Linked DNA regions of Homo sapiens: region 1 is linked to region 2. Evidence: read pairs that join two places in POLR2A ChIA-PET (ENCODE). Cell type or tissue: MCF 10A. All regions are shown on one strand. Links, peaks and the distances in the headings refer to the core of each region. The heading gives the core; the rest is flanking DNA.

Region 1 (11,198 bases), core at 1,081-9,080, 75 kb after region 2:
AAACCTCACCTGTTATTTCATTCGATCTGTAGGCTCACCCTACAAAGTGGATCTAAAAAAGATGAAGTCAGGGGTCCAAGGTCACAAAATGAATTGCAAAGTCTGCATTTGAAACAAGGGACTCTGACTCCAGAAGTAGACCAGTTTTGTAACAGTCCTCATCATGATTTAAAGAAGAAATGCCTTCCTCCCTCTTTCTTCCTGGGCAATGTGCAAAGAAGGAGGAAGCATCTCCCATGCTTGGCCTGGACCCTGTATATAGCCTGCAATTCTCCAACACAATCTTGATGGCTATCACTCTTGATGTGTCCTGTTCCTACTGAGCCACTGTCTGGATCTGACTCATTTGGTGATTTATGGACCATGTCAGTGCAATTTAGTGTCTTAATCCTCCTAGTCAAGGACTATCAAACGTCTTCTAAAACCTCCAATGTCCTTTAGAGGGAAAGAAGTAGAACTCAAATGTTAGCAGCTTTTGTGACTTTAGGTGAAAAAAAAAAAAATACATTGAGCAAAGTCCCAACAGACGTGGAAACCCAGGTCTGCAAGTTATTAGCTTTGTGACTTTGGATATGTCAGTTTCCTTCTTTGATCTCTATGTCACAATATCTGCCACCACTGGGCTTTTGACTTGTTTACAGATTTGTCTCTTTCTCTGGGCTGTGAACAACTACAATAATAAAACACACAATTTTATAAAGATAATTGTGTCTTTTTATTTTAAATTCTTAGAACCTAGACTATCAATTATGTGGCCAATAATTGATAGCCTACAAACATTTGATGAATAAATGCACTGATAAATTGAGTTAGAATAAGTCCTATTAAGACATTTGCGTGAAGGTTTTTACTGGGGTCTTAAGTTGCACACAAATCTGAATATATATGTGGGTAGTTCTGAGGAGTAAGTTCACAATTTCATCTTATTTTAAGAACCCCCACATGAAAATGTGAATGTAATTACATATTTTGGAATAAAGAAAATTATATTGTAAATTAAAGGCAGATTCTATGGATTGAAATAAGCTTAAAACAAAAGGATGTTTCAGAAGTACAGAATAAGATCAGATTTTTTTTCCAGGAAGGTAAATAATTTTACTTTGCATTCCTTTGGCTTTCTCTCTCTCTCTTTCTCTTTCTCTCTCTCTCTCTCTCTCTCTCTATATATATATATATATAGATAGAGAGATGATAGATAGATAGATGTAAATATATAATTTTAATTTATATATCTCAAAATTTGATATATATGTCAAAATTTTTAATCTAAAAGAAACCATAAAGTTTATTTACTTTGGCTCCTCGATGTTTTGCTGAGGAGATGGCTCAGAAAGAAGAAGGGATATGCCAAAGATCAAACAGCTCATCAATCTCAAATCTCCTGATTCTCTTTCGATACACAAAATCTTTTTCTAGCATTTTTTCCAAACAGTGGATATGTTTATTTCAGAAATATGTTACTTAATCTCAATATGTAAACTGAAATAATGGATTGTTCTTACTGAAGCAGGTTGTAGGGACCTGGCACTGAAGCACATTCCCTGAAGCACGAGATCTATAAATTCTAGTTTGAAATCTACTGGACTACTTTATGCTAGATTTCTTACTATTTTAAATGTAAATTAAAAATGCAAATCAGTTAAGAAACTCTTGCATGACCATTACATGAATAGACCCTTGCAGAAGAGAAATTGAATGATGTTGCCAGTCTAAAGCTCACCTTTAAGGACACAGAGGCACAGAATTCTCCCCCTTCCTCCAAGCTCTCCAGCAATATGTCCTTGCTCCCTGCATAAGCTGTCAGAGCAGACAATTGCCTGGATGGATGATGGATGGCATTTCTCAGATTTTTACTTACCCTCAGCGGTCTTTGGCATGATATATAAAATGTCTGTTTTTTGGTTCCTGTCTCAGTCTTTTCTTGCTTGCTTATGTAAGGGATGGCATATCTCACTTAGGGATTATTATTGTTCAGAGATACCATTTACTTGGTCTTCTCAGTCTTGGCACTAGAATGATGATGTAAAAGGTGTACTGGGTCCAGATCTACTGTTCTTTAATGGTACCCAAGTAGGAGACCCAGTGGGCCAGCCCTCAGCGGAGACCAGCCCTTCCCACAATGATATTTGTTTGGATTTGCTTTAATATTGCCAGTTGCAGGACAGGAAAACAGAAAGTCTTTTATTCTTATATACCACAAGAATAAATTTTCGAATAAGTTTTCTCACCATCTTACTTGACCCACTAAAAACCCTTTAATGGGCCCTTCTTGCACACATAATCAAGTCTAACTTCCTTTCATGGATTTCAAAGCTCTTGCACATCTCCCGCCTGCCCACACCTCTAGCATCCTTCTCAGCCACATCTCTGATTGAATCTTTTCCCAAGTCACTCAGAGTTTTCTTCTCCACCTTTAAGACATTGATTCTTCTTTATCTCCAGGCCTGAATATGTGCTGCTTTCACTACTTGAACACTTATTTCTGCTGTCTCTGCCTCCCTCTTTCCTCTATTCATAGATTCAACTTCACCTCCCTCAAGAGGCCTCCCCTGACTCCGGTGGAGCATGTTCAGGGCACGTTTTTGTACTGTTCCTACCAGATTGCTTAATACATTCATAGAAAGGGATTGTTTTATTGTCTGTCTTTCTTATAGCTGTAAATTTCATGAGCACAGAAAATATGCTAACCTAACTCATGTTGGTGTCCCCAGAGTACCTCTCTCCCACCTAAGAGCCCTGAGAAGTAAAAAACAATATATGTATATTTTGCAGAGTGATCTTAATCTGGAGTATTTTAATAGAGTATCTTAATCTGTTATTGAGAATAAAACCTAATTAAAATTAAAGTGGGGACACTCAGGGTCAGGACCAGAAAGAAACATTTGACGGAAGCTGCAGACCATGATCAGAAAAGCCAGGTGTTGATAGCGGCAGGTTGAAGCTATCATTTCAAAACAAGGAGAAGCCAACATTTCAGATCAGGAAGTGACAAAGAAAAACGGGACTCCAAACTAAGGAGCCAGGATAGAAAATGCAGCTACAGGCACAAGTACTACATTAAACGGCCTCATCTAGTGTCTGGTTGATTCTATCACACTGCATCTCTGTTAGCTGGAATTGCTTTTATTGGTTCATGTTAGGTGTTTCCCAAGGGGACATACAGGCCCCTCTCAATACCTGATAATAACTTGTAAGGCCTATGGTCAGACACTGTGTGATAAAGATAATCAAGGCCATATTGGTGTAATTCAATTGGCCTCATCAATTGACTTAACTTTGCCCTTGTGGGGTCCACCTTTCTAAATTTAATGTCCTGAGAGTGACTGAGTACAATATACTAGTCTTGAATTATAATAAAATGGGGGTTTTCCTCCTCCCATCAGAATTTTGTGTATCTATGTGTATGTGTATGTGTTTTCTTTCTATTCCCCCTTAGAGAGCTTTCCACATATTGAAAATTTTAGGGAAATAATCTAATTAATTTTTGCTATAATGTATCCTGGATACATTGCGGATTTTGTTTAGTGATCAGTATATTTCACATATTAGGTTCCTTCTAGACTTTATACTTACTACTTTCATGATTCTGAACTCAAAGCTTTTCTTTTCAAAAGTAAGTTTATCAAATGACTGGTTTCTTTGGCATTGTGTCGGCAAAACCCTTAGTAGCTATTAATCCAAGACTTTTCCTTTTCATTTTAAAAACTCATGTTTCTCCAAGGAAAATTCAATCCACTTAATCCTCATTGATTGGCATTTAGTGCTGCAAGATGATGTTTTGTGAGAACTCTGGGTGTCTAACCAGCAGTTTGATCAATTTGTTATGCTTCTTGTCATGCTAATCTTATTTTGCACCTGGAAGACATGTTTCCCTGAAGTCTTCTAACTTTGTTTAAAACCAGTGCCATCTTTGATTTGACAATGAAGAAACTGAGGCATGAGCTATTGACTGTCCTGTATTATTCTGTGTTATTCACAACTCTGTGCTACAAAAATTCCTACACAACCAAATCTCATCTTTTTCTTTAAATAGAAAACGTGTCTTATTTTTATTTAAAACTGGCATATATTTTTGTGACCTTGAAACACTCATTTTGGTTTCAAGATCCCTGAGCTTTAGTTCCCTTTCCTGTAAAATGGGGAAAATAATACTTAACGTAAAGGTTTTTAATAAAAATGAGTTAAAATGATTTATGAAAAAGGACCCAGTGTAGTGCCAGGAATATAATAAATGTTCTGCAAATACATATATATTTGAACCCTCCAGACAATATTGATGAAATCTGCATCAGACATGGAGAATGCTGTCTTAGAAAGTTCTGAGTGTCTTCACTACTCTTATACTTCTGTCTTTATTCTCACCTGCAAGTTATATTTGCAGAAAATTTATTATATTCCTGGCACTACACTGGGTCCTTTTCCATAAATCATTTAAACTCATTTTTATTAAAAATAAATATAGTACATATATTCATTCATATAGAATATAGAATATATATAGTGTGTATAGAGTGTATATATACAGTATATATAAATAGTATAGCATATGTACTATACTATATATGCTATATAGTATACTATATATATAATACTGTATTATATATGTATACTATATTCTGGGCTATATATATCATACATAAATATATATATTATATATTTATACACTAGACATTTGAATATCTAGGGTTTTCATCATGTATTTCAAAAGTCCACAGAGGGTCTAAAGCAGAAACAGTTAACTGAATAGCCAAGAAACTTTAAAAGAGCTGGAATTGACTAGGTGGTTGGGTACTCAGATAAAACAACAAAGAATTTATCTTGAATTCTCTCTATATTGACCTTAAGAGGGAGTCCTAGGGATTAGAAGACATTTAATGTGGCAGGCATTTATGAATGAGTAGGTTTGGGGAATTGCTTGACTCTCTTCTCCCAAGTACACACCCCCAAGAGTAAAAGAACATTTATGTTTCTATGTAGTTTACTTTTTCACATGTAAATTCAACGGCGTGACTAAACTAGTTGCCATTTTCTATTTGGCTACCACGAAACTTAGGGAAAAAAATGAGGGAACATTATTACCAGATGTGTGGTTTACAAGAGTCTAATGTTTATCCTCATTTGTTGTTCATCCATTATAAATACTATATTTCAATGTTTTATATGTCTTTGAATGCAACTCTAAAGCAGCACACCAGCATGGCACATGTATACATATGTAACTAACCTGCACATTGTGCACATGTACCCTAAAACTTAAAGTATAATAATAATAAAATAAAAAAAGAAGAAAAAATAAAAAAATTAAAAAAAATAAAGTTTTCTTATAATAATAATGTGTGCATAAAGAATGAATGGTTAAATCCCCATCTAAAATACTAGTTTGTACAATATCATCTCTATTTAGTACCTAGTCTTGTAAAAGTACATAATTCTTAAATCCCAGCTTATATTGTTATAAAGACATGTGAATGGATTTTGTAACTTATGGGCAGTTCTATAGATAGACTCTCAGAAAGGACTAGAACAAGGATTCCAAACATATCTGTGTATTGAAATTATTCAGAGAGATTTTAAAATACTGATGTCTGTGTCCCATCCTCAAAATTTGTGATTTCATTAGTCTATAGTGCAATCTGGGCTTTAGAGTTTTTAGAAGATACCCAAGTAATTCTAATAAACATACAGATTCAGAAACCACTGGGTTTGAAGCAGAGCCTAGAAAGGCTCCAGGATTATTTTTCCTTATTTCATCACTACATTTCTGTTTGAATTTTTTTATCTAGACCAATGACTTTTTAGGTCTTTTGCTGGAATGTTTAAAAACACGGCCACAGCCCAGGTCCCAAATTTTCATGTTGTGAGAGTAATCATAAAGGGATTACTAGTCCTAATTCCAAATTCCAATGACAAAAGACTGAATTGTCTTATCATGAGTCTAATTGTTATCCTATAGACCAATAAGTCCTGAGATCGTGAGCAGAACTCTATAAACATGGATACTAGTGGCCCAGTCCCATGGGTGGAGAAGGCATCTGTTTCCAAAGAAAGTAGAGTTACAGTGAGCTGGGAAGACACCAGTGAAAAGTGTATGTATAGGGACCCTATTAAAGCTCACAAAATAATCCTGAGATTGACATCTTCCCTTATTTTCTAAACGTGAACTCCTCATCTATCTGCTGTGTTATCTGCAAATTAGCATCACTCTCCATGAGAATTGAAATGATCACAAAAGGCATTTACTTAGTGCTTATTAAGGACTAACAATGCACTAACATTTTAGGTAGTCATTTCTTGATATCCTCACAAGATTCCTATAAGTAGCACTAGTATCTCATTTTAAGCATGAGTAAACTGAGTCATGAAGATGTTAATATCTTATCCAAAGACACTCAAATAAAAAAATCGCGGTATCAAGTTTTAAAAGAGGCTGGCTGATACTGGAGCTGCAGTTGTTAACTGTTACAGTGCCATGAAAACAAATATCCCCTTCTCAGAGATAGCCCCAGGAAAACTCAACTATATACCAGTGGTAACTGAATTCGCCAAGTCACCAACATCTGAAATGCCCATGATAACCCAGATAGCTTCCATAACAGGGGATTGGACCAGCTCTTTCAACCAGCCTCTAAGAGCCAATTGACTTATTCAATTTGAAACATCCATGATTGAAGATAATGTAGGCTCAAAATACTAGGGTCTTGATATACTTGAAAGTAACCAAGTCAATTCCCAACCTCGTTTCCTACACTACCTTCTCTTTATTCATTTTGTAGCACAAAAGCCCAGAGGCTCAATGAGAGCAAGTCACTTAACCATTGTCATGGAGTAAGCGATTAGAAGATTCTTAAACATTAACAAAAAGTCACTATGAGATAAAAGCAGTTCTAACTGATAAATTACCTTGAGTGCAGCTTTGACACTGAGGTGTAAAGATATTTATTTGCCAGAAAATTAACACAAGCAGAATTTGCCCCCTAGTTATTTGAGGAAGCAAATTCCAAATTAGCCCCATGTATCTAATACCCATCTCTGGAAGAGTTTACACTCAAGTCCTAGGGCTCTTTCCCCATTTGCTTGTACAGCGGATGCCCTGCATTTAGCTGTCTGTTGCAATATTTAGTAATTAAATGCTAATTCATTGGTGTGCTCCTTCATTTACTTTCTAGTTGTTTTCTTATAAATATTTTTATTACTTTCATTAATAATTAAAATTTATCTAGCAGTTTCCAAAAACATTTCTTCGCTGGAAATAAACAAGAAATAACAATAACTGTTACCACTCTAGTGTATGGAGCTGTTCTCCTCTCTCTGTGCTTATCTCATCATGTTTCTAAGATTTATTGGAAGAACTCCCCATGTTTTCATTATATCAAGCCCACATCCCTGTTTATTGATTTAAAGTGTGTCTCATGGAGGTAGTCTCTTCAATTCTCCTGCCTGTAACCGTAGGTGGCTATTGTGTGCCTTCCAATAATAATGTGTTACTATCTCTCACTACCCTTTGATCGAGGTGCTCTCCTTGGAGTCTAACTTAAGTGATTTTAAAAATTTTATCCCCAGTAATGAGTGTGATGTGAGTAATAGCCATACTGATTACCTAACTATAAAATCAGGCAACATGTGAGTATCTCGTCTCTTGCAGATTACAAAAGTGTTAAAAAAAAAAAAAAAGCGGCAACTGGAAATGATGTGGCATCATCAACACTGATTGTATTCTATAAACTACAGTTGTGCTTGCTCCCTGAGAGTTTAATATCTGTTCATGGACACCCACAATTAGCATATATAAATAACCTGATCATCTCTCTAAATCACTTAACCTTATTATGCATATTGAACTGTACTACTAAAGATTTTCTACATTCTTCTGCCCATATGAAACCTAACTTTCAGACCTACATTGAGTGTTCATGCCTCAGTGATTATGGGTGTTTATATTAGGTTTTTATATTAGGTTTATATTATAATACTATCTCATTTTGTCATCACTTCCTATGGCAGAAAGTGCTAGTTTTCTACCAAAATTTATTCTCTCATTCTTTACAATAATGAAGTTCAAGATGGTTCCATGGCCATTGTCTTAGTCCGTTTTCTTCTGCTATAACTGAATACCACAGACTGGGTAATTCTAAATAACAGAAGTTTTTCTGGCTTATGGTAATAGAGGCCTGGAAGTCCAACAGCATGGTGACAACATAAGCTATGCCTTTGGGCTGCATCCTCCCACGGTGAAAGGGCAAGTGTATTAGCTTGTTCTCACATTACTATAAAACACTACATTAGACCAGGTAGTTTACAAATAAAAGAAATTTAATTAACTCACAGTTCTACAGGATTTACAGGAGGCATGGCTAGGGAGGCTTTGGAAACTTACAATCATGGTGGAAGTTGAAGAGTAAGCAAGCACATCTTCACATGACAGAAGAGAGACAGAGAGCATGAAGGCAGAAGTGCTACACACTTTCAGACAACTAGATCTCATGAGAACTCACTCACTATCATGAGAACAGCAAGGGTGACATCTTGATTTCCCCCATGATTCAATCACATCCCACCAAGTCCCTCCCCAGCATTGGGAATTACAGTTCAACGTGAGATTTGGGTGGGGACACAGAGCCACACCATATCAGCAAGTGAGAATACAAGACAGAAAGAGGAAGGGTGGAAGCTGACAGGAGTCCACTCCTGTCATTACTAACTCACTCTCATGATAACAGCACTAATCCATTCATGAGGACAGAGCCTTCATGACCTAATCACCTCTCAAAGGTCCCACCTCTTAATATCATCAAAATGGCAATTACATTTCAACATGAATTTTGGAGGGGACATTCATACCATAGCAGTTGTTAAGCTAGAAACTTCATTTACTAGAGACTTGCAGCTGGGGATGGCCATGGAAACTAGGCTATTTCCAAGTGACTGTAGTCAGAAGTTATGTGTGTGACTTCTGCCTCCCTGAACTTATATAAAACTAATCTATCATAACTGCACATCTTTCTTCTCCTGCTGGCTGGAACATGGTTGAGCCTGTGACCCCGCTCCACAGGTATAAACAAGGACAGCAATAATAAAATAGCAAGAAGTTTCAAGCAACCCAGGCCTCTATATTACTTCAAGGAATAGAGCAATTCCCAACCTGAAATGCTACCTCATGATGCTAGATGCGAGATAAATAAATTTTCATTTTCTTGATAACTTTTTATGTTGGGGTCTCTTTCTTGCAATAGCCAAACATTTACCTTCAATAGTGCACTCCTTCATATAAGAGTGCAGGATAAAAACATATTTTGATAAATATTTGATAAAAACATATTTTAACCAACTTAACTGACTTTATGCTCACACAAATGATGAAAGACATTTTTATTTATCTTTTTTTTGGTAGGGATTAGAAAACTGAGGCTCATAGACATTCACTGATGCGCACGCTGCGACGCAGTGAGAAATCTGGAACTTGCAGTACTTCTGACACCAAGCCCAAAGGTCTTGCTCAAATACTACATAATCTCTGCCCTGATAAATTGCCATGTACATTGAGATTTGCAAAGCAAAATGACAGTTTTCTATCTCAGATGAGAGACAGAAATATTAATTATAGAATAATTATATAATCAGCAGTGGTACTGAGTATAAAGTGAGATAATTATAAGGAATGTAGGGATAAAATTTCATGAGGGCTGAAAGGTAGAAGAGGCTACCTTTTTTAAAATAACTTTTACTTTTTTAAAGTTCATTGAGAAGATTCAGGTAAAGCTCTATAGAGAAGACGGACTTTGAACCAAGTCTCAAAGGATGTGAATTTACAATGAGGCATGGAAAATATATTTCAGGCAGAGGAGAAACTATAAAAAATAGGCAATAAAGCAGCCCAATAAATGCAGTTGTTTTAATGTTGGGAGGTAGCCACATTCCAGTAATATACTTGGAATTTCTGGACAGATTCAATCTTAAATCCTTCCTGTGGAATACTAACCATGAGACTCTGGGCAAATTGTTTAACTTCCCTCAGAGTCTTCTTTTTTTTTTCTGTAAAATGGGAGCAAGAAAGCCCACTTAGAAAAAAACCCTATGATATTATAATATGCCTTTTGCCCATTGTTACTCTATTAGCATGGCTAAACTATTCTAAGGCCTTTCTTCCTTCAAACTCTGACGTGAGTGCCTGCTTGCCCATATGCTGATTTAAGATTTTCTATCTAAGGGTAGGTAACACATGCACTGGATTCAGTTGATACAGGTACGAACTCTAATTGCTTTTTCTTGAATAAAGAAATGAATCAATATGAACAAATAAATACATAAAGTGATACATCAGGCTCAGCTTCCTATATAATCATTTTCATTTTTGCATTTTTATTTGTGAATCCACAAAGTTTCTTGCTTCATTTCCTTACATCTTTGCAAAGTCTCTGCTTGCAATATTATTATTATTACTATTATATTTGTTGTCTAACTAAACCAACCCCATCCTTTGCATAAGACACCTGAGTGTAAAGAGATAATATTTTTGCTTCTCTGAGTGGGATTTAAAGAGGATTCAGCACTCCTCTTCATTTGTACAGCCCAAGTTATAATCACTGTTTTTTTCTAGCCACCATTTCTTTTTCATTATTGTTGGAATTCTCTTTAAAAGAGTGGAACCCAGATAATGCCTCTGTTTCCTGTGACCCACATTGCTCAGGAACGATGTCATATAGTGGCAAGTTTGTGTAGGATCTGATACCAGTGGTCCAGATGCTTAAGCAAAGGATATGTGGTATCAGTTGCAGTTAACTATAGCATCAGTAGCAACCCTTCTTCTTTTTTTGAATTTGTCTATGTCATTTCTAGTATCACTGCAGCATTTCTAGGAAATGTGTCCTCACTCAGTGTACTGAAGGAACTTGAGAAAGTTATTTATTTTATTTCAGCTTGTTTGCTTTCCAGATTTCTTCTCGTATTATGGCTTTTAAATGAGTCAATGAAAACAATGATGTATAGATGCAGTTTACGTGTACCTCTTGAACTCTTCTTGGAAAAACTCATCAAGATTAGTTTTTAAAATTTGTGATTCATGTATTTTACTGAGAAAAATAAAGCACTTTCCTAAAATACAGTGCAAATAATTGCAAGATGACCATTGATTCTATGTCCTAAAAGAATTTTTTTTTTTTTTAGATGGAGTCTCACACTGTTGCCCAGGCGAGAGTGCAGTG
Region 2 (11,198 bases), core at 969-8,968:
TTTACCTTTTCAATTCTTCCCCAGCCTTGACTAACTTTGTCTATTCAAGCATTTCTCAAATAACTACTTATTTGACTCTTTTCCTAATCAAGGAGAAAAATACAATTCAAGGTGAACGGGACAATTTACTCTGTGTTGGTCTTTACGCTAGTATAGCTCAGATGGAAGAGGTCAGAATGGGACCAGAAAACGTAGAATAATACAGTGTTAGAATATTTTAAAGGTTATTTTTTGGAAAATAAAAAGGACCATTCATTGGAAAAGAGATTTTTTTTAAATAGATCACCCATTATTTATGTGCCACATGGGACAGCAGGGTGATCTCCATTTCGCATTTTTTTCTTTCCATGAAGATTTGGAGCACAACTGTAGAGACATGTGAAATGTTTCATGCATTACTGTGCTCAGTTCTGAATCTTCACTGAACTTTGTAATACACTTTTTTTTTTTATTAGGGAATGGAAACAAGGGACTTGAGTTTTATCTAGAAAATAGGCCAGGAGAGGTGGCTCACGCCTGTAATCCCACACTTTGGGAGACCGAGGCGGGTAGATCACCTGAGGTCAGGAGTTCAAGACCAGCCTGGCCAACATGGAGAAACCCCATCTCAACTAAAAATACAAAATTGGCCAGGCGTGGTGGCACATGCCTGTAATCCCAGCTACTTGGGAGGCTGAGGCAGGAGAATCGCTTGATCCCAGGAGGCGGAGGTTGCGGTGAGCTGAGATCTTACCATTGCACTCCAGCCTGGGCAACAAGAGTAAAACCCTGTCTCAAAAAAAAAAAAAAAAAAAAAAGAAAAAGAAAAAGAAAAAGAAAATAAACATATTTATAGAGATCAAAAAAGTAAATAATTTAGGATGCTTAGCTTTGACTTTCCAAATTGCATTTTTTTATGAGACATGCAAGATCTAAATATCTAAATTTGATTCATGTCATTGCCATAAACTTTTAAGTAACCTTGATCAAATTACTGAAAAGATATTTTAATTTTTAATATTTAACTGTGAAAAAATTTTGGGAAGCTGAAGCCTGAAACATAATCATGTCAATGACACAGTAATTTACATCCCTGAAAAGTTATCATAATAAATCATTCAAAATAAAGGGATATGTTGGAAACACCCTAAATAATCAACAATAGGAAAATGGGATTCCATGATATGGCAGATTGACCCAATGGATTCTTAAGCAGCCATTAAAATAATAATTAGGAAGATGAAATCATAAATGTGGAAATATTTATAATGTGATACAAACAAAAGGAAGAAAATGCTAAATTACATGTAAAACATAATTATAATTATGTAATTCACATTTGAACAAGAAGATAAAATCACCTGCTATATTAGAATGTATGTTTTTTGAAATTTTAATGCAAGTTTTTCTCAAATAGAGCCAGATTATTTCTTTGGTAGGGGCAAGGGGCATCTTGCCTGTTATAGAATGTTTGCTGGCTTCTATATTCTAGACTCCAGTAACACTTCCCCAGTTGTGACAAACAAAAATATTCCCAGACTGTGCCAAATATCCCCTGGGAGAGGAAAAATTACCTCCAGTTGAGAACCACTGTTGTAGTAAAATGCTTTCATTATTTTTCCAACATTATTTTAAAAAGAAAGAACGCCTATAAATAAAAGTGAAAATAATCTTTACCCTTGACCTAAAGTTCTCTTCAGCAACTTACTCAGAGAATAGTTTAAATAAGCAATGTTCTGCTTATATCAGACAAGGGAGTAAAGCCTTAATGCGTGTTGACCTGCTTGAAGATGTCAGCAAACCCTACCATTCCTCTGAGCACTTGCAAAATGGGGGAAAGAAATCAGTGCATGTTATGTAAGAATATCTTCTACTGACAGTGCAGAGTATTTTTATCCTGGTGAAAGTTGCCTCTGGGCTCTGAAACCCTCTGTCAGGGAGTAAAGAAAACTAATTGCAGTGAAAATATCTTTTTAGGCAACCTGCCTGTCACCAAATTCTATATGTAGGGGAAATGCACACTTCCTTTAGAAGATGTTTCAATGGAAGCCAAACCTCAGCGTTCTTTTTAGGGCTGGGGAAACTTCTACATAGTGTAGAAACTTTAGTACAATTCAGAAAATATTAAAATTTCAAGGAGCCATGGTACTCAATCACCTGGCTTGACCCCTTATTTTATATTCAGGGAAACCGGAAACCAGAAAAGTTAAGTCACTTGCCAGTTCAACACACCTAATTATTTGCACAGCATACAATTAAGCCAGGTCTTCCTAAAGTTTTTTATCCTTCAGGCACACTTTGTCCTTAAAGGGACATTTCCTATCCCTGCAATTGTATATCACTGAAAAATAATTTATTTATTTTAGATAACTACATCTTCCACCTTGCTTGACAGATGAGTTGGTCTTAAAATATATGGTAAAATTCAAACATTTAGTGAATAAACATTTATAGCGTGCTATGTGCCCAGCACTGTGCTTCAGAGTCAATTTGTAATATTAGAATAAATATGTAATACACATTTTCTGTTATTGTCCTAGCTCCACACATTCTGCTAGACATGCAAACACATTCAATCAATGCTGACTAGGGAGCCAGAAGAGTTAGCTTGGATCTAGATTTTTGAGGCTCTGTAACTGTACTCCTTAGAACAATTCCTCCATTCTTCTGCTTCAGCTCAGCTTTCCAGCTTTTCACGTTACCATGAGCCAACATACGTGTTAACGCATATGCAATAACCCTGTTACAAAAGAATTGTGATAACTGCCCATGGAAATCAGGCTTCTGGATTTGTCCTGCCACTTTGGTCTTTCCATGACGCCTTTGGGATGGACAAATCTCTGGATCTGGGATTTTTCTGGAAAATGATTTGCTGGAATGCCAAATAGGGATCAAAATGCTCTCTCATTGGAAACACATGAGGAAAAAAATAGAAACAGGAAAGAAACGAGCAAACAACAAGTGGCATCCATGGACCCTTAGCATTTTCTCTACACTGGGGTAGTGAAAGCTTCACTGGGTGGAGAATCAGGAGACTGATTATAGGTCTGGTTCTATGACTGTTGCAAAACTGTTAACCTCTAAGTATTCCCAGTTTCCTCATCTGTTTAATAGGAATAGGATTACTGTGCCCAGTAGCCAATGTGCAAGAGAAGAGGTGGTGACTAAGATAATAAGATGTACTATTTGTTGAAATGAGTGGCCATAAGAACTTTGCAAGCCGAGAATATTTAAAGGAAAGATTTCAATATATATGTTATTCAGACAATGAGCATCTATTTTATTTTTCTTTAAGGTAGACAGATACAACCAAATCAAATAAGTTTTTTTTTTTTGTCTGCATAGCGAGGACATTATGATGTGTACATTTAACTCAATGAGGCCTAGATGAATAGTGTCTTATTCCAATCAGATCATACAAATTAATGTTTAGGGATGTGGAAAATAACTGGATTGGAGAAAGAAAATGAACAAAATTTGAGTCAATAGTGCCTTAGGTTGAGCTTCCTAGAAGCAGAGTTTGAGTTGGGGATTGATGATAAGTTGCTTATTGAGGGAGATATCATACAGAAGAAATCTTTAAAGGAGTAGGAGAAGAAAAGGGCATGGGATGCCTCCAAACAAAGGTGTCTTTGCAGCTGAAGTCTAACTTCGAACCCAATCCCAGGGAATCTCAGGAGTATGAATTGTGTCTCAGGGCTGGTTTCACATTGTGGTTAGGGTGTTAGCCTTTTAATCTCAATTTATATCAGTCTTTGTCTTCAGGCACCCTGTGGGGAGATGTAAATGCCTATGTTTCTTCCAGCAGAGTGACTCCTGTTGGCTGAGGGGAGTAAACCGTGAGCCATTAGCATCCGACACTTACAGCATCTGGAGAACTGGTGCACCAGCCAGGCAACAGGAATCTGGGTTTGACATCCATAGCATCTATTAAATATCACAATACAAACTTCCTACGTCTTTAACCTTATCCCGTCTTCTCCCTCACTTTGCCAAGATTTGAACTTCCTGCAGATTTTTACAGACACTAGACATTCTTTTCCGCCCTTTTTGACCACAACATGAACTGAATATGAAAAGGTCCCCTTCTGCTCCTATTCTTCTCATTTGAATGTATATATCTTTCAAGGAAAAGATTTTGTTTGTCTGTTTGTGTGTTTGTTTTGGTTTTTGTTGTTTTGTTGTTGAGATAGGGTCTCGCTCTGCCACCCAGGCTGGAATGCAGGAATGCAATCTTGGCTCACTGCAGCCTTGCTCTCCCAGGCTCAAGCAATCCTCCCACCTCGGCTCCTGGAGTAGCAGGGACTACAGGGTTTCACTATGTTGCCCAAGCTGGTCTCGAACTCCTGGGCTTGAGCGAGTCTCTTGTCTTGGCCTCCCAATGTGCTGGGATAGCAGGCATGAGCAACAGCACCTGGCCAAGAAACGGTTCTTGACCTCCCAAATCTGTAGTGGCTATCCTTCCTTCTGGAGACAGATGCCTGAATTTATTTATTGTTGTATCCCTAGAGATTGGAACATCCCTGTATTTCTAGCCTGGAATGGAGTTGCCAATGAATATTTTGCCTTCAGATGGAAAGAAATAATGAATATTCTAATAATGTGAAAATATTTTTCTCCACTCAGCCTTAGTGCTTAAAGTTACTGTGTGAAGATAGTGGCTCTGTACAATGCAACTCTCTATTTTCTACAATATTTAGATCACTGTTTATTACAGGGTGGGTACTTACTATTGATTGATAGCTTATGATTGTTACTACTTTTTACCTTGGCTTAGGTGCAGTCTACATTTTTCAGCTAGGAAAGCAAATGTTTAATTATGGTTTTTAATTCAACTCAAAGTATAAAGTGATGAACTTTTTGAGTTGAAAGTCATCAAAATAGGCCTTGTTCTTAATGAAAAAATTGTCTCTACAGTTTATCTTGGGTGTACCTGTACAGTGTCTGCTGCTTGAAACCCTATAGCTTTGAAGAACTCACTGCTTCCAAGGAGAGGCTTCTCTGTCATTTAAAGACTCAGGAGTTTTAGCAGTTTCTCATATTGAATCAATATTTTTCCCTTTACCTTATGGGACTCTTTGGACAAAAATTAACTTCAGGATGCCATCAGAAATGTAGCGGACAGCAAGCTGGCATTTTTCTACTTTTGCCAGGGTGTCCTGCCCTCCCTGCAATTCTGACTGAGGGATCATGGGAGAAACTCTGAACTTGGGACTAGTTGGGGGCATAGAGGGAGTGTCAATGCTTGGCTGGAAGTTGTCCCTCAGAGCAATCATTGCCCAGTGTTTTTGGCTTTAGCTCAACCTGCCTACGTGACAGTCCGTCCTCACTGACTCAGCCTTCTATGTCCAGACAAATGATTCACTCCCAGTGCATTTTTCTGCTCTTACTAAATAGGCCCTCTAACCATCCCTCTATCTTTCAATTCCAGCTAACAGCTTGGACAGCAGGTTTTTTTTAAATATTACGAAGTAAGCATGCTTGGCTAGAGAAATCCTGCGGGCTTCTCTCTGCAAAAGCTTCCTCACATCACCCAGGCCCATAGAGATTGCTATCTTCTCTAAACTCATGGCAAAGCCCATCTTATACATACTATTTATTTATCTATTGACAAATTGTTTACTAGCCTCTATCATTTCTTAATTTTTAGCTAAAACATTTTAAGCACTAATTATAGGCCAAACATAGTGTTAAACATTTTGCACACATCATCTCATTTAATTTTCACAAAATTTTTGAAATTAGTACTATTTTAATTCAGATCTCAGAGAGGAGAAAATAGAGACAGAAAGAACTTAAATAGTTTGCCAAAAAACATACAGCTAGTAAGTGGAAGAAACAAAATTGTCCTCAGATTACAGGGTCTAGCAGGTAGGTCTCTTACCCGTTATTCTTATGCTAATGTATAGGTTGATACCTGCCTTTAACTTATTTCATGACATTTGACATATCACCTCATGTCTCTTGGCCTTATTTTCTTTACATTAAAAAATAAAAGAATATTTGAGTTCAATGTTTCCCAGTACAATTAATTGCATGTAACAACTATATTCTTTACTATAGGTCATATTAAGTAGGAAGGTAAGAAGATGGGATGGAACACACAACTCTCTCCAGTGGGGGATATGACGGAATAAAAAAACCCACTGATGGCACCTGCTAAAATCTTTATGTGCTTCTGCAATAGGAAAGCCAAGAAACAACTCAGAAAACTGATTCTCACTCATTTGTATGTACCAACATTCTCAATGATGTTATTTATTTCAGTTCTTAGACTCTCCCATACTCTGAACTTAGAAATAAATTGAGCACACTTCAAGTCATTAAATCCATTTGGGAACGAAGGCGGGAAAAGGAGAGAAGGCAAAGTTTACCATGTCACTGTGTGTGTGTGTGTGTGTGTGTGTGTGTGTGTGTGTGTGTAATAACTTTAAAGATAACTTCAAAACTTCCCATGATGGAGACTTCCAGTTATCTACTACAACATCCATTTTACACTTTCTTATTATTGCCTCCTGAAACACAAATATCATGAAAAAAGTAATGTAATTGGTTTGTTTGTAACTCAAAGGATAAATGCTTGAGGGGATGGATACCCCATTTTCCATGATATGTTTCTTTCACATTACCTACCTGCATCAAAACATCTCATGCATCCCATAAATATATACACCTAATATGAACCCACAAAATTGTCATTTAAACTCTAGCAGTTTTCTTGGTCTTAATGACGAGGGATTAAGGGCAGTGAGCTGCAGGAAGTAGAATTACTGAGGACTTTGTGGCTCTCCCATGCCAGTTTTGGACAGCCTACTTTCTGACATCTTGTAACAGATAAGCCTTAACTTGTTTAGTCCACTAAGCTACCACAATTTGGATTTTTTTTTCATTTAGGCTGCTAAATTAGCTAAGATAGGGCATAAAAGGGGAATTTAAAACTCAGCACTGAGTTTCCTAGTAGCTCAAGTAAAGAGGGAACTAGAAGAGTGTATTAGTGAAGGTTCTCCAGAGAAACAGAACCAATAGGAGATGATAGATAGATAGATGACAGATAGATAGATAGATAGATAGATAGATAGATAGATAGATAGATAGATAGATAGAGATAGATAGATAAATGATAGAGAGACAGATAGATAGTAAGAAAGCTAGCAGTGTAATTCAGTCCAAGTCTGAATGACTAAGAACCAAGGAAGCCAATAGTGTAAGTCCTGAAGTTCAAAAGTCCAAAATCCAGAAGGGCAGAAGAGGATGGGTGTCATGCCTCAAGAAAACAGATACCGAAAATTCACTCTTCCTTTAACTTTTTGTTCTATCTTGGCCCTGAAGGGATTGGATGATGCCCACTCACGCAGGTAAGGACAGATCTTCTTTGCTCAGTCTCCTGATTCAAATGCTAATCTCTTCCAGAAACACTCTCATAGACACACCCAGACATAATGTTTTGTCAGCTTTCTGAGCATTGCTTAGCTCAGTCAAGTTGACATGTATAAGTAACCATCACAATGAGTATCAGAAGATGAGTCTTGAATCATATAAATCTGATACAAAACAATATATCTTCTTTTTTAAATGAAAATTAATGAGGAATTATATAAGAGCCACAAAAGAAGATTTCTATAATCAATAATTCTCAAGCATCTAATGTCCCTTATCCACCATTGGTGACTTTCATGCTTAAGTGTAGTGACTACATGATGAGTCACAAAGGAAAATTATCTATTACAAAAGGGGGCACGCATACCCCTAATATTTCTCATAGTCCTGTCTTTATTTGATTTGTAATTTGTCTTATGGGCTAATTTTTCCATGGTCACAAGAGTCTGAATCTCTAAGAAACATCATATATTTCCATTGACATCTGATTCTCCCACAACAGGCAAGACCACAGACTATCTGTCCTCTTTTCCACTCTCCGTTAGTTATTCTTTCAAGTAGAAATCATGTTCTTTCATGAATAGTGGATGTACATTGAGAAGGAAAATTTAAAAAACAAAATAAAACAAAATCAGGATCCCCAACCCAATAGGGGTCATAAGTCAGAGATTATTGCTACAGGCACATGTGCCCCAAGTGTGGGTATTCCATCAGAAATGAATGGAAATATTCTTATAACAGGAAAGGAAAAAGGACATTTTTCTGATAATCATTGAATGATTTATTTTATTTGTTAAAGATTCTCCCCTCTACTCTCAGCAGAAACAAAGTGTATGATCACAGAAATCTAGATCTTCAGAGCTGCAAGGACACTTAGAGATTCTCTGGACTATATCCTACAGTTAAGCATTCAGAAATTGGGCCTGCATGACAAAGAGAAGAGTCAAGTTCTAGGAAATACATAAATTAAATAGAGAGCCAAAATTAGGAATCAGGCCTCCTGAAACGTAATTTCAGAAGGGCTGTTATAAAAGGATCTTCATATGTCACAGATAAGTTTTTATTCCTGACACATTGCCTAAGGATCATCATGGGTTCTCATTCTATATTTCACATTTGTTTCATCTTCTCTTCTTATAAAGTTTAGAAAAAATGTCAGAGAAATAAATAGTTGTATTTGATGAACACACTGTAAGATACGGAGGGTCATTTGTTCCACAGGTCATCATAGATATCCCTTCCCATGAGAGGAAATGGGACTCCTTTTAAAAAAGCAGGGCCATGTAATATTAATACAGTATCATGGTTTAGAGAAGGGGCTCCTATTTAAAATCTGGTTTTGTACTTATTAATAATTAAGAAATCTTGATTACATTATGGAATACCTTTGAGCCTCAGTTTTCTAGTATGTTAAAAAAAGGATTCAAACTACCCTGTATATCATAGGCTTTATTGTAAGAACAAAGAAGATATCTGTAATATGTGCAGCAAGAGTTTTTCATATAAGAACTTGATAATTTTAGTTAGTTGTTTTTATTTAAACAATATTCTCATCCTTGGGCTGGGTGGTAAGCCTTTTCCCCAGAAAAATTCATTAATTCACTCAAAGATTAGAGATTAAGGGTAATTAGAGCTCAAATCTTTTGGCTGCGGCTCATTCCTGGTACCTCAAGTAAAGAATGTGAGATACATTTCTGAATACACTTCGACTTCAAAGAAGATACTGAAGAAAGGAAAGTTTTCATGGATGAAATGGAATGTAAGTACCAACTCCAAGAGCACATAATTTGAATGGGGAAAAGAAGAAAGGTTGTTAGCATGAAAAAATCTCAGACTGACAATGTGTAAGGCATTTGAGGGGAACAGAGAAGATGTAGAATGTCATGAAAAGATAGCAGTAGGGCTTTAGTTATGATTTAATTCCACCCATTCATTTGATAAAGGACAAACCTGTCACCAGGAGAGGTGACGAGATATATCCAATAATAAAGTGTCCAGTCTCTTGATTTCTAGCTCATTGTATGACAGTATGCTATGGTTACTGACAAATAATATATGTTTTTTCATTTTCAAAGCCTCAGCAAATATTTTACACCATTTCTGGTGCAGAGAGAATGCTCAACAAATAGGGTGACTATGTAATTTATTGTTAAAATCAGGGTTAAAGGGGTTTCTAATTATAATTACGTCAGAGCAACTTCCATAAACTAGTACTATCACAGGCAAACTGAGATGTGTGTTTGTTGTATGAATAAATATCTGTCAATTAACTACAGATTAATTGCTAATTGTCCTGCTTTTTCTTAATGATCCAACTTCCATGTGATTTTCTGAGATTTCTTTGGTCTGTTGTTTGTCACCAACAAAATTTTTTTTTTCCAGAACAGAGCAGATTTTTAACATTCCTAGGTAACTGACGCATGAGGTAGATTAAGCTTGGCATTGATTAATCTTTTTGACCTGAGCCAAGGCCACTTTCCATAAGACCTTTTGCCCTCTATTACTAAACCCATTGTAAAATGTTTATCCAATTGACTATTTCTCCACCAATTCCCTCTACATTAACCTTATGGATTAACCTTTGACGTGCATTGTATCAAAAGTCTACTAGAAGTCTAAGTGAATTATATGCATGGTGACTGTCACCTCCTTTGAAAAATTAATCAACTTCATTAAGCAAGTGTTCCCTACGGACATCTATTGTTACAGGTCTCTGCAAACTGAGAGAGACAGAGGAGGCCAACTGCTATTGTGAAAAGATCTCTGGCTTGAGGATCTAAACCCCTGCACAGCCGTAGCCAGGGCTGTGACCTTGAGATATCTGCACATAATCTTGGTGAGGCTAAAGAATGCAATGTAATGATTGAAATGTGTGTTCTGAAATCACAAAAAACATGAACCCTCTACTAGATGTGGGACTTTGAGCAGGCTATTTCATTTGCCAAAACCCCAGGGTTTACATTAGTAAACTGGAGATGATAGTGGTAACTCCGTATTATTTAGGATATGTGTGTGAGAAAGCTCCTAACATTCCATGGTTTAAATAATATATTGGCATTGATGTACACCCCTTTCCATTATGTTTTTTACTAGTTGTTTTTCATGTGTTGAATTGTGTCTCCTCAAAAGATGTTGACGTTCTAATCCCAAGTACTTATGAATGTAACCTTATTTGGTAATAAGGTCCTTGCAGATGATCGAGTTATGATGAGGTCATTAGGGTGATCCATAAGACATTTTGATTGATGTCCCTGTGGAAAAAAAAAAAGCAGATGAGGAATTTGGATATAGAGAGAGACATGCACAGAGGAAAGATGATCCAAAGACAGGGAGAAAGCCATCTGAAGCCAAGGAATGCCTGAGGCCAGCAGAAGCTGGAGGAGGAAAGGAAAGAGTCTTCTCCTACCCTGATTTCTGACTTCTAGCCTCCAGAATTGTGAGACAATAAAATTCTGCTGTTAAGCCACCAGGTTGTGGTACTTTGTTGCAGCAGCATCATTAGAAAACTAGTGCGTTGTGCTAGAGAATATACAATTTAAGGATATACAATATATATTCTTAAATTTTTATTTAAAATTTTCCTTTTTAAAGTTTTAAGATTCAGCTTAAAGTTACCATTGTACCACTGTAAGTAATATATAAGACACTCAAAACAGCAGAAATCTACTTAACCATCCTACACTCCTTATAATACAGTTCTCATGTGCCTTATGATCACTTATCATAAGGTTAAAATTATTTTAAGTACTCACATATATTCTAAAGAAGTTAAGAGAACATTTATAATTTATAATTATCCATATAGTTACCATTTTCATTCCATTTTTTCCCCCCTGAAGATT

What was found. ChIA-PET counts read pairs that join two places held together with the same protein. Peaks named below come from ENCODE experiments on the same cell type or tissue, not always from the same donor. Only the 100,000 strongest peaks of a DNase experiment are listed, where the experiment ranks them.
Region 1: POLR2A ChIA-PET joins it to region 2 with 5 read pairs; 2 of 35 experiments call an interaction of 5 or more read pairs at or near these places.

Annotation. Positions count from the first base shown.
Region 1 is chr9:118,401,442-118,412,639 of GRCh38, forward strand. No RefSeq gene overlaps it. Among named protein-coding and RNA genes, the nearest start is that of LINC02578, 270 kb to the right of the region's middle. In MCF 10A, for the core only: no CTCF peak of the experiment used is centred there; no DNase peak of the experiment used is centred there.
Region 2 is chr9:118,326,547-118,337,744 of GRCh38, forward strand. No RefSeq gene overlaps it. Among named protein-coding and RNA genes, the nearest start is that of LINC02578, 350 kb to the right of the region's middle. In MCF 10A, for the core only: no CTCF peak of the experiment used is centred there; a DNase peak (open chromatin) is centred at 5,335.